Linked DNA regions of Homo sapiens: region 1 is linked to region 2. A link is a contact called in ENCODE Hi-C or POLR2A ChIA-PET data. All regions are on one chromosome and are shown on one strand. The core of a region is the stretch at or near the end of the contact, and the rest is flanking DNA. Distances in the headings are between cores, read along the strand shown.

Evidence for each region. A loop is a pair of places that touch in the nucleus more often than their neighbours do. ChIA-PET counts read pairs that join two places held with the same protein, here RNA polymerase II (POLR2A). Pooled maps may share reads with other maps.
Region 1: POLR2A ChIA-PET joins it to region 2 with 13 read pairs in WTC11. The contact joins two enhancer-like sites. A Hi-C loop is called at or near these places in 33 of 168 maps with a recorded cell type or tissue (Caco-2, Calu3, G401 and 23 more), 5 of 37 single-sample maps with no recorded cell type and 28 of 50 pooled maps. POLR2A ChIA-PET finds 5 or more read pairs at or near these places in 41 of 52 experiments (A549, A673, AG04449 and 32 more).

The regions. Positions count from the first base shown.
Region 1 is chr6:37,183,012-37,189,322 of GRCh38, reverse strand. No RefSeq gene overlaps it. Among named protein-coding and RNA genes, the nearest start is that of PIM1, 16 kb to the right of the region's middle. RefSeq lists a cis regulatory region at 5,840-6,053. Within about 2 kb of position 1,847, at least 5 of the 41 ENCODE cell types and tissues checked have a DNase peak (open chromatin) inside an H3K27ac peak, as active enhancers do.
Region 2 is chr6:37,133,785-37,140,580 of GRCh38, reverse strand. No RefSeq gene overlaps it. Among named protein-coding and RNA genes, the nearest start is that of PIM1, 33 kb to the left of the region's middle. RefSeq lists an enhancer at 2,307-3,143. Within about 2 kb of position 2,925, at least 18 of the 41 ENCODE cell types and tissues checked have a DNase peak (open chromatin) inside an H3K27ac peak, as active enhancers do.

The sequences.
Region 1 (6,311 bases), core at 598-3,097, 50 kb before region 2:
GAGGAATTTCCTGTTTATTCTTAAGGAAGGACTCACGACTTGCTAAACATAAGAGGTTCTAAAGTAAATAAATAAATAAATAAAAATAAAACTTTGGCTGAGTGCAGGGACTGACACCTGTAATCCCAACATTTTAGGAGGCCAAGGCAGGAGGACTGCCTAAGGTAAGGAGTTTGAGACCAGCCTGGGCAACACAGCAAGACCCCATCTCTACAAAAAATTTAAAAAATTAGCTGGGCATAGTAGCCTGTGCTTATAGTCCCAGTTGCTCAGGAGGCTGAGGCAAAATGATCACTAGAACCCAGGAGTTCAAGGTTACAGTGAGCTATGATTGTACCACTGCACTCTAGCCTGGGTGACAGAACAAGACTGTGTCTCTAAAAGAGTAATAATAACAAATTACTATTTAATTTAATAATAAAATAAATGTAATAATAAAATAATTTTAAAAATAAAAATTAGAAGTCTATCACCAAGGAAGAAAAGGATAATACATATCTGTATAGGCAATAATCTCTGCCCAAAGCCCTGTCTATTAATGGAGCATTTTATATATAAAATGGTGGAATTTTGGAAATTACCAAAATTAATTATTTTTTTAACTTTTATTTTAGGTTTGGGGATACATGTGAAGGTTTGTTCATAGGTAAACACGTGTCGTGGGGGGTTGTTGTACAGATTATTTCATCACCCAGGTAATAAACCTAGTACCCAATAGTTATCTTTTCAGCTCCTCTCCATCCTCTCACCCTCCCCTCTCAAGTAGATCCCAATGCCTGCTGTTTCCTTTTTTTTTGAGACAGAGTCTTGTTCTGTCACCCAGGCTGGAGTACAGTGGCGCGACCTTGGCTCACTGCAAACTCCTCTTCCTGGATTCAAGCAATTCTCCTGCCTCAGCCTCCCGAGTAACTGGGATTACAGGTGCCCACCACCACGCCGGGCTAATTTTTATATTTTTAGAAGAGACAAGGTTTCGCCATGTTGGCCAGGCTAGTCTTGAACTCCTGATCTTAGGTGATCCACCCGCCTCGGCCTCCCAAAGTGCTGGGATTACAGGCGTGAGCCACCGCGCCCGGCCTGCTGTTTCCTTGTTTGTGTTCATAAGTTCTTATCATTTGGCTCCCAGGAAATTACCAAAATTAATTATGTACATCCACATTATGGCCATATCAAAATGATTGTGTTTGTCCATAGTTCTTGAAATGGAAACATACCAACAGCACTTTGTTAAGTGGGAAAAGGTTACTAAAAATACAAGCTCTGGCTCGTGTGGTGGCTCATGCCTATAATTCCAGCACTTTGGGAGGGTGAAGTAGGAGGATCACTTGAAACCAGGAGTTCAAGACCAGCTTGGGCAACAGAGTGAGACCCCATCTCTACTAAAAAAAAAAAAAAAAAAAGAAAGAAAGAAAGAAAAAATACACACACAGAGAGAGAGAGAGAGAGAGAGAGAGTCTGGACATACTCAAAGTATTTCTCTCTGGGGTGGTAGGATTACATCACATAACTTTAATTCACTTTATATTATTATTTTTATAAAAAAACATGTGCCTTTTTTATAAGCAGAACTAAAAAAATGTATTTTCACTTAGAAATACGTGAGCATCTGTGTCTCTCAGGCACTTCCTGAGTGGAGCTGAAAGGCGAGTTGTGGCAGGGTGGGGTTCAGAGTTGGGGGTGTCTTCCCTCCAGCACACAATGGTACTGAGTGACCCGGTGTCTGGGAGCCCCTGGGCAGGGGTATCTGGGAGGCCTGGAGCTCAGGAGCGAGCTCGGTGCTGGAGTTCCAGGAATTAGTCATGAGGGGAAAGCAGCGGTGCTGGGTGTCTCCTTGGCCTCCCAGGAGCTGCTCCCTGCCCTAGAGAGGGAACTACGCAGACTGCAGCACCCCAGACTCCCTGCCTTCTGGCTTCCAGTTGGTTCAATGGGAGGCCCTGCTGGGAGATGAGAGGGTGGCTCCCACAGGGTTGGGTTATACAGGCTGATTTCTCAAAGGAAGGTCACAGCTCTTGTCAGGCAGCCTTCTGGACACGTATGCAGAGCCCCCAGCTCTGGTCCCTGCTCCCTCCTGTAGCCCCCCGGCCCCCACCCCAGGCCCCAGGGAAGGAATGCGCCCCAGGGTACAGCACTGCCCCCTTGGAGTGCTTTTTTATGCTCTCCTTACATTACTCGATTTGAGCTGGCCATTTGAGCTGGCTGTCTGTCTCCTGCCAAGATCCTGACCACCACAGAGGGCTTAGCAGTGAAAAAGGGGAAAGACACCCAAGTTTAAATAGGAAAGAAGAGAAGGAGGTGAGCCAGGGGTGGTGGCTGATGCCTGTAATTCCAGCACTTTGGGAGGCCAAGGCGGGTGGGTCACCTGAAGTCAGGAGTTCGAGACCAGCCTGACCAACATGGAGAAACCCCATCTCTACTAAAAATACAAAATTAGCCGGGCATGGTGGCACGCACCCGTAATCCCAGCTACTCGGAAGGCTGAGGCAGGAGAATCGCTTGAACCCAGGAGTCGGAGGTTGCAGTGAGCCTAGATCGAGCCACTGCACTCCAGCCTGGGTGACAGAGTAAGACTCCGTCTCAATTAAAAAAAAAAAAAAAAAGCTTCTGCACAGCAAAGGAAACAATCAACAAAGTAACAAAGTGAAAAGACAACCCAGAGAATGGGCGAAAATATTTGCAAACTACCCACCTGACAAGGGATTAAAAACCAGAACATATAAGAAGCTCAAACAATAGGGAAAAAATCCAATAATCTGATTAAAAATGGGCAAAAGATTTGAATAGGCACTTCTCAAGAGAAGACATACAAATGGCAAACAGGCATGTGAAAAGGTGCTCAACATCACTGATCATCAGAGAAATGCAAATCAAAACTATAGTGGGATATCTTCTCACCCCAGTTAAAATGGCTTTTATCCAAAAGACAGGCAATAATGAATGCTGGTGAGGATGTGGAGAAAAGGGAAGGAACCCTCCTACGCTGTTGGTAGAAATGTAAATTAGTACAGCCACTATGGAGAACAGTTTGGAAGTTCCTCAAAAAACCAAAAATAGAACTATCATATGATCCAGCAATCTGACTGCTGGGTATATACCCCAAAGAAAGGAAATCAGTGTGTCGAAGAGATATCTGCACTTTCATGTTTGTTGCAGCACTGTTCACAATAGCCAAGATTTGAAAGCAACCTAAGTGTCCATTGACAGATGAATGGATAAAGAAAATGTGGTACATATACACAATGGAGTACTATTCAGCCGTAAAAAGGAATGAGATCCTGTCATTTGCAACAAAATGGATGGGATGGGAGGTCATTACGCTAAGTGAAATAAACGAGGCACAGAAAGACAAACATTGAGGTTCTCATTTATCTGGGAATTCTAAAAATCAAAACAATTGACCTCATGGACAGAGAGTAGAATAATGGTAACCAGAGGCTGGGAAACATAGTGGGACCCTGGTAGGGAAGAGAGGATGGTTGATGGGTACAAAAAAAAAAAATAGAAACAATGAATGTGACTATAGTCAATAATAATTGAAGTGTACATTTAAAAATAACTACAAGAGCATAATTGGATTGTTTGTAACACAAAGGATAAATGCTTGAGGAGATGTATACCCCATTCTTCATGATGTGATTATTACACATTGCATGCCTGTGTCAAAACATCTCCTGTACTCCATAAATATTTACACCTACTATGTACCCCAAAAATTAAAAATTAAAAAACAATTGGCCGGGCACAAGTGGCTCACACCTATAATCCCAGCATTTTGGGAGGCCCAGGCTGGTGGATCACTTGAGGTCAGGAGTTTGAGACCAGCCTGGCTAACATGGTGAAACCACATCTCTACTAAAAATGCAAAAAATAGCAGGGCGTTGGGGCGCATGCTTATAATCCCAGCTACTCGGGAGGCTGAGGCAGGAGAATCACTTGAACCCGGGAGGCAGAGTTTGCAGTGAGCCGAGATCGCACCACTGCACTCCAACCTGGCCGACAGAACGAGACTCCATCTAAAAATGAAATGAAATAAAATAAGACAAAATAAAAATACTAAATACTCCATAATTTAGGGATACATACCTATAAAATAAAATGTTATTTTAAAGTGAAAGAATGCTGCTATGCTGTTAGCCAGGTGCAGTACCTCACATCCGTAATCCCAACAATTTGGGAGGCCGAGGCGGGTGAATCACTTGAGCCCAGAAATTTGAGACCAGCCTGGGCAACATTGCAAAATCCTATTTCTATAAAAAATTTTAAAAGTTAGCCGGGCACAGTGGTCACGCCTGTAATCCCAGCACTTTGGGAGGCTGAGTTTGGAGGATTGCTTGAGGCCAGGAATTCAAGAACAACTTGGTCAACATAGTGAGACACCCATCTCTACAAAAAATTTAAATATTAGTAAGGTGGGCTGGGCACGGTGGCTCACGCCTGTAATCCCAGCACTTTGGGAGGCTGAGGCGGGCGGATCACGAGGTCAGGAGATCGAGACCATCCTGGCTAACATGGTGAAACCCTGTCTGTACTAGAAAATACAAAAAAATTAGCCAGGCGTGGTGGTGGGCACCTGTAGTCCCAGCTACTCGGGAGGCTGAGGCAGGAGAATGGCGTGAACCCAGGAGGTGGAGCTTGCAGTGAGCCTAGATTGTGCCACTGCACTCCAGCCGAGGCGACAGAGCAAGACTCCATCTCAAAAAAAAAAAAATTAGCAAGGTGTGGTGGCAACATGTCTGTGTCTCAGCTTCTTGGGAGGCTGAGGCAGGAGGATCACTTGAGCCCAGGAATTTGAGGCTGCAGTGAGCCTCAATTGCGCGACTACCCCAGCCTGGGTGACAAGCTCAAAGTAAATAAATAAATAAGCCGGGCATGGTGGCTTATGCCTGTAATCCCAGCAATTTGGGAGGCTGAGGCGAGCAGATCACCTGAGGACAGGAGTTCAAGACCAGCCTGACCAACATGGTGAAACCCTGTCTCTACTAAACATACAAAAATCATGGTGGCACATGCCTGTAATCTCAGCTACTTCGGAGACCGAGGCAGGAGAATCGCTTGAACCCAGGAAGATGAGGGTGCAGTGAGCCAAGATCATGCCACTGCACTCCAGCCTGGGCAAGAGTGAGACTCTGTCTCAAAATAAATAAATAAAATATAAAGTAAGAGAATGCCAAACACAAAATTTAGGACAGTGGGTTGTATCTGGGGGAGGTAAGAAATGGACTAAGAGAGGATCATATAGATAGATGGATGTCATTGTTAATATTCTGTTTTTTGAGCTGGGTGGTGGATTCACTACCCAGTATGATAAAATATAATAATAACGGGCCAGATGCGGTGGCTAACGCCTGTAATCCCAGCACTTTGGGAGGCCGAGGCAGGTGGATCACCTGAGGTCAGGAGTTCGAGATCAGCCTGGCCAACATTGCGAAACCTGTCTCTACTAAAAATACAAAAAATTAGCCGGGCGTGGTGGCAGGCGCCTGTAATCCCAGCTACTTGGAAGGCTGAACCAGGAGAATTACTTGAACCTGGGAGGTGAAGGTTACAGTGAGCCGAGATCACGTCATTGCATACCAGCCTGGGTGACAAGACTCCGATTTAAAAATATATATATATATATATATATATATATATATATATAAACAAAAGACCATTCTTGGACCAAGGATGAGAATATACGATGAGCCAAGGATTATGATGAATCCACTTCTGTACATCGGATGTCCTGTTATAATAAATAAAAATAAAGACAGTCCTCTGGTCTTGCCCCTAGTTCTGCTTATTTTTGCACTTCCTCCCACAGCACTGCTGAGGGGACACTGCAACCTTGCTCTTGGCAATCGGGGTTAGTAGTGCAAGGCTGGGCAGGAAATGAACTGGGGGATGAGGCCATATCTTTTTTAACACTGTTCTTGATAGGTCTTTTGTGGTGAAGGTTTCCAAGAACCAGCACAGCAGTTGAAGGAGCTGAGCAACATTTACAAGAAATGTGCCCCTGCCCCACCCCAACCCCCCCGGGTCCCCTTTCTTCTCCCTTTTCAGCCTCCAACTCTTCCTCCCCAGCCAGGCCCAAGTGAAAGATAGTTTACAGGAGTTCATAATGACTATTTCCACAGAACAGAATGGCTTACCCAACTCTGGAGTCTGGGGAAGAACCATTCTCACCTCCAGATCCTGGGCCCTGAAGGGACCTTGAGGTGGCTAATCCACACAAATGTTTGCAGTGAGCCAAGATCGCGGAGTCTGGATGACCATAGAACCACAGATGGCCTAGGTCCAAATTCTGACCTGACCACTACCTAATATGTGGCCTT
Region 2 (6,796 bases), core at 1,676-4,175:
CTGAGGAAAACAAAATTGGCCTTGAGTTGATTGATAATTGTTGAAGCTGGGGATTGAAACATGATAGTTTAATATTACTATTTTGTCTCTTTTTTCCATGTTTGAAATTTTACATAACAGAAAAGTTAAGAAAAAAATATGTAATCTGGGGCCATAATCTGTAGAACCGCATGGAAGAGACTGATTGAAACACAGATTCTCTGGCCCCACCACGGTCCTAGTCAGCTTCTTGATGGGGTTCAGGAATCTGCATTGTAAATAAGGTCTTTGTATGAGTCCTATGCCTACTAAAATTTGAGTTCCTTGGCAGAGGACACAGTACATTCCAAGACTGGAGGCAGAAGAAAGAAGGAAAACTTTTTTTTTTTTTTTTTGAGACAGAGTCTCACACTATTGCCCGGGCTGGAGTGCAATGACATAATCTTAGCTCACTGCAGCCTCCGCCTCCCGGGTTCAGGCGATTCTCCTGCCTCAGCCTCCAGAGTAGCTGGGATTACAGGTGCCCGCCACCACGCCTGGCTTATTTTTTGTATTTTTTAGTAGAGATGGGGTTTCACTATGTTGGCCAGGCTGGTCTTGAACTCCTGACCCTGTGATTCGCCCACCTCAACCTCCCAAAGTGCTGGGATTATAGGCGTGAGCCACCGTGCCTGGCCGGAAAACTATTTATCAGAGAAGAAAAACTTCCTTGGAAGCCACTTAATGAGATCAGACAATTTCAGTACTATGTAGAGGACCTTTGCAGAGCCTGAGTCTAGGCCAAGGCATCTTAAATTGTAATGTACACAGGAATCACCTGGGAGCTTGTGAAAATGCAACAGGTTAGAGTGGGGATTGAGAGCCTGCATTTCTAGTTATCTCCCAAGTTAGCCGCTGATGCATTGCTGCTGGTCTGGGGATTGCACTTTGATAAGCAAGGGTTGGGGTAGCCTTAGTATTTTACAGATAAGAAACTGAGGCCTAGAGAGATGAATACTTGCTCTGTTGTTGCAGGCATTGATTCTATCATTTTGTGCTGCTATCTCCTAAGGATGCTGAGCCTTGGTAGGAGCCTATTACCAGTTGGATGTCATGAGCAGGCGGCACTTTAAACATAAAGATTGCAAACCTGGGGCTGAGCTGCAGTACAGATTTCTTCTCAGCACCTTGGGAATGGTCCAAGGAGTTGCAATGTGGCTGTTCTGCCACAGTCTGTTATTTCTTATCACTGTTACTGCATCTTCCAGGTCTGGTCTCTTGAATTCTATGAGAGTTCTTTGGCAATCATTAGACCTATTGAATGCATAACCCTATGCACTAACATATGCCCAGATTTATCTCATATATATATATTGTTGTTGTTGTTAAATGCTATTGCATTGAGCAAGTTTTGCAACTCTATCCTGAGTTGCAAAGACAACATGGGTAGACATCTATTAAATGTACTTCCTAATATTGGGACAGGAGTGAACTCCTTGATACAGGAAATTCCATGTCACACAAAGCTTGTAAGCTCAGGGAACTGATTATCCCAGGCGGGTACAGATTCAAAACTGCTTTGCTTTCTCACCCTCCTTGAAGGATAGATAAGATAGTTAAGCATCCTTAATGAAAAAGGATGCTTGGGGGGGTACTTCCTAACCTTTGAGGAAGAGGTTGAGGTTGAGTCAAAGAAGCTGTCCCTGTCCTGTTTCCCTGTCAGTGACAGAACTCAAGACAGGAGGACCAAAGAACTGACCCAGGGGCACGTTTCGTGATCACTAATTTCCAGGTAGTGAAGACTCAAGACATTTCTTAACAAAAAACATTACCAGAACCGCCGCACCCCCCATACTCCCCCACACATTCTTTTTTTTTTGAGTCGGAGTCTGGCTCTGTCCCCCAGGCTGGAGTGCAGTGGCGCGATCTCAGCTCACTGCAAGCTCCGCCTCCCGGGTTCATCCCATTCTCCTGGCTCAGCCTCCCAAGTAGCTGGGACTACAGGCGCCCGCCACCACGCCCGGCTAATTTTTTCGTATTTTTAGTAGAGACGGGGTTTCACCATGTTGACCAAGATGGTCTCGAACTCCTGACGTCGTGATCCATCCGCCTCGGCCTCCCAAAGTGCTGGGATTACAGGCTTGAGCCACCGCACCCGGCCTCCCCCACACATTCTCTGCCTATCTTGAAGCATCTCTTACTCTGGTCTTGAAACAATTTCTGCTGAAATGACTCTGAGTTAGAACGCCCTGTGATCTTTCCTAAAGACCTGAGCATGCCTCCTTGACATGCATCGCATTTACAGTTATATCCTTTCCCCTTGATCCAATGACTCATATTCCCTGAACCCTTTTATCTAAAAATGCTAAAGAGGGGACAAATGATTGGTAAGCAGAATCTCCTGGCCACTGCAGTCCCAATCAGAGTGAGGTTTGAAAGCTTTTCTTAGGCTCAGAGTCCAGGGAAAAGTTAATTTTTGGTTCTCGGCATGTGGACTTAGGTTTCTGTACCGGCGAGGAGTAAGGATGTGGAATGAGTAAACTCCCTGGGAGGTGGGGGGTGGGGAGGGGATGGGGCCTCCCTGGAGCCTCGGGCCATTAGTAATCTGCTTTGTGAATGGAGTTAAAGGAGGAGGGGGCTGCACATACTTGGAATTCCTTCATCTGGGTGGGCTCCTTCTCTCCAAACTTTCAGGATGTGGGAAATATAAGATGAAAGAAGCTGCATTTCCAGCCTATCAGGTTACAGCGTGGAAAATGGAGAGGGAAAGAAGTAGGGGGTGGAGAGTGGGGCGGGAGAAGGCCTCCCCGAGAGGGGCCAGGGAAACCCAGTTTGAGAACTGGCTGGGGAGAGTGAGAAAGAAAGAGTGCTGGGGCGGTCAGATCACGTTTCACATCACATCAGAGCTGTGGAATTTCCTCTCTTCTAGGGGGAGCCCTGTGAAGATGAAGTTGGTTTAAGGTTAGTCGGTGATGAATAATAGCCCAAAGGCGACTGATGGAGGGTGTTACTAAGTGACTGGTGTTTACAAGCAAAGCTTTGGTGGTGGGGTTGGGAGGTGGGAGCGGGAGCCATCTTCAATCTGAGTTGTTCACCAAATTCTGTGACCCGAGAATGGAGTCCATGTATGGATTTTATTTGTGTCTGACCTCTGTGGTATGCAGAGTCCTGAACACTCGGGCTGAGAAGGGGAGCAAAAGAAATGGGAAGGTAATTAGAAAAGGCGGGAGAACCTCCAGCGTGGGTAAGGGATGCAGGGCCCTCCGGGCACAATCAGTTTCTGCTTTGTGTCTCTGGCGTCCCTGGGGCGGTCCTGGCAGGATCTGTTTCTGTTCTACTTAATCCACGTGCTCCACACCACTCAGTTGTCACTGCCTGGCTCTCCGAGGACCTTACCTCCCCAGAGATGCGTTTATTTTTTAAGTGTACCCAGGCGGCTGTCCCTCCTTATTTTCTGTTATGAGAAAGAAAGCTCCACCCTGGGTGTGAAACAGAAGTGTGAAACTTCTGCGAGGCCGGGTAAGTGGCTCCTGAGGCCAGGTACACCCTCCTTAGGGAAGAATAAAAACAGTGGAAGACCACTGGGGTCAAGTTTGGGCCTAAAATTAAATAAAGGACAACGGGAGGGAAAATGGAACCAAGCAACTGGGCTGGTGGTGGCGTGTTAGGAGAAAAAGAATGTTTATTAAACCCTGATACCAACCACAGTCGGGTAATGTATTGTTCTAATATTATGACGAATAGAAAGTTATTAGATGGCATATAAATCATCACATACTACACATGACAAAAATATTGCTTGTTTTGAAAAAATTAGAATACAATAAAATACGCTTGTCACAAACCATAGCAAGCTTCATTTCATCTTTTTTCTCCTGTTTCAGAAAGCTGTTTAGGATTTTGCAGTATATCAGGGTCATCATTTTCAAACATCTATTAGTGCCATATTGTAGTCGCGTGAGAGGTTCAGTTAATAAAGGTTTCTGGTTGATAGATGGCTAGAGCAAACAGACTTTTGCACTATCTTCTCTGAATTGCTACTGAGTTATTACAATACACTGAGTCCATATTTTATCACTTTACAAACCATACACTCATATTTTCCCCTCCTCCCTCCCTTTCCAAACACTACCACCTCCAATAGTTTTGAGAAAAATAAATAGAATATTTCCTCCTCTTTGCATTAACTCCTCACAGCTCCCTTTCCAACACGAGCTGTAGCCTTGAACCTTGCTGGACTCAACTCCATTGCCTAATCCTTGCTGGTTTTGACACCCACAGTCATTTTCTAAGACTGGCTTTTTTTTTCTTTTTTTTTTTTTTTTCGTGAGGCCTATTAAATTTGGGATAGGTAGTATATTTGAACTGGTCCTTCTGGATTTCTGAGTGGTTTCCTAAGAACAGGTAAGGGTAGTAACTTGAGTGGTATTTCCTGTGTGCCCCAGTGAAATAAGTCAACAGCATGTTTTTCTAAGTTGAAATGAAAATTAATATTTTTTTTTGAGATAGGGTTTTGCTCTGTCGCTCAGGCTAGAGTGCAGTGGTGAGATTACAGCTCACCTTGACCTTCCGGGTTCAAGCAATCCTCCCACCTCAGCCTCCTGAGTGGCTGGTACTATAGGTGCGCACCACCATGCCTGGTTAATTTTTTTTTTTTTTTTTTTTTTTTTTGCGGGGGGGCAGGTATTTTTTGTAGAGACGAGGTTTTGCCATGTTGCCCAGGCTGGTCTTAAAGTCCCAGATTCAAGTGATCCACCCACCTTGGCCTCCCAAAGTGCTGGGATTACAGGCGTGAGCCATCGCACACAGTGGAAAATTATTATTTTTGAGACGGAGTCTCGCTCTGTCGCCAGTCTGGAGTGCAGTGGCACAATCTCTGCTCACTGCAACCTCCAGCTCCCTGGTTCAAGTGATTCTCCTGCCTCAGCCTCCCAAGTAGCTGGGATTATATGCACTCACCATCACGCCCAACTGATTTTTGTATTTTTAGTAGAGACGGGGTTTCACCATGTTGGCCAGGATGGTCTCGATCTCCTGACCTCAAGATCCGCCCGCCTCAGCCTCCCAAAGTGCTGGGATTACAGGCGTGAGCCACCATGCCTGGCTGGGAAAATTAATTTTTGAAAGTCCTGTAGTCAGCCTAGTCCACCGTAGCCTGCTGTTGACCTTAGTTTTGGAAGAGCTAAGGACTCAAATGTTAAAATTAGAACTGACTTTCAGTACTGGCCCTACCTACCAGCTGAGTACCTTATTTTTATTTAACGAACACTTATACAACATATACGAGGTACCAAGCACTGTTCTAAGTATTTTAGAAATATTTGCTTGGCTAATCCTCATAGTGGTGTTATTGTAATATAACACTATTATGAAGTATGTTGTTATTATCCTCATTTTACAGATGAAGAATCTGAGATGTAATTTGCCAACCTATGAACCTGAGTTTCAGCTCACTGCCCTAGCATATCCCCAGTTGGCTGGAGGGATATAGCCCTGTTTCCACATCTGCCTGCATGCAACTTTGAACAAATCACTTGGCATTGCTAGGAGGCATATGAGGGGTATGAAACTGTAGGCGGCAGGGGAGACAGGGCCTTTACACACACATGAAAAAGCAAAGAGCATGTATTTGGTACCCTTTTAGGGAGCGAGAGGAACGGGAGATTTCTCGGGCTGTTCCTCCCACCCCCATCCCTGCATAGAGCAGCATGTTTGGGTTACTTCAATACCTTCTTATAATTCAATTCACAGCCTCAGCCTTGTACCATTTCCGTTTCCTTGAACTGCATCTAGACGTGATTCTGGTCCCCACCAGCTTCTGACCTCATTACTCATTCTGTTTACAGCTTGGCCTCACCCTTCAGACTGCCCTGATTTCCCAGATAGGAATTTGGCTGCCCTCACTGACTATGATTCAGATTTTCGCCCCAGCCACATTGCACCAGGCCCTCCTGTGTCCACACCCCTCCGCTCAGGCTGGCACCCTGGGACCCTCACCTCCTTCCCTCACTGAAACCCCTGTCAAGGATCAGGCAGGTCTCTATAAAATACATCCCACCACGGAGAGTCTGGGCAGGATTACGGAGGATCTTGAAGGAAACTTGGGAAACTCTTGAAGGATTTGGAGTTGGGGGATAACGTGATGAAGGGGGATAGATTAGAAGGAGGTAAGGCTGGAGGCAGGGGCCTCTGTCAATGAGCTATTGCAGTGACACAAGTGACCCAAGGAAGGGCTGAGGGGGGTGCCCTGTGGAAATGGAAGTGAAGCGTGAATGGGAGACAGAAGATGAATCTCAGGACACTTGGTCATTGCCTGGATTTGAGAGGAATGGGGTGAGGAGAGTCGCACACCGCGATTCTCCAAGGTTCCCATATGAAGCATCTGGGAAGCTGATGACTCAAGGACGGGACCAGGGTGCTTGTGAGGCAGTGGAAGAGCCTGGCCTCGTGCCTGGCAATTGGGAATAGGCTCAACAAATGTTTACAGGAGGAGGTATATTTATATCAAACCTCTAGATCTAGTCATTAAAATGTTAATGCCTGGCCGGCCACTATGGCTCACGCCTGTAATCCCAGCACTTTGGGAGGCCAAGACAGAATGATTGCTTGAGCTGGGGAAGGTCGAGGCTGCAGTGAGCCGGGATCCTGCCACTGCACTCCAGCCTGGGTGACAGAGTGAGGCCCTGTCTCGAAAAAATAAAAATAAATAATGTGGGTTTTTTGGGTTTGGGTTTTTTTGAGACAGGATATGGCTCTGTCATCCAAGCTGGAGTGCAGTGGCACAGTCTCAGCTCATGTAGCCTCAACCTCCTAGGGTGAAGCCATGTTCTCTCCTCAG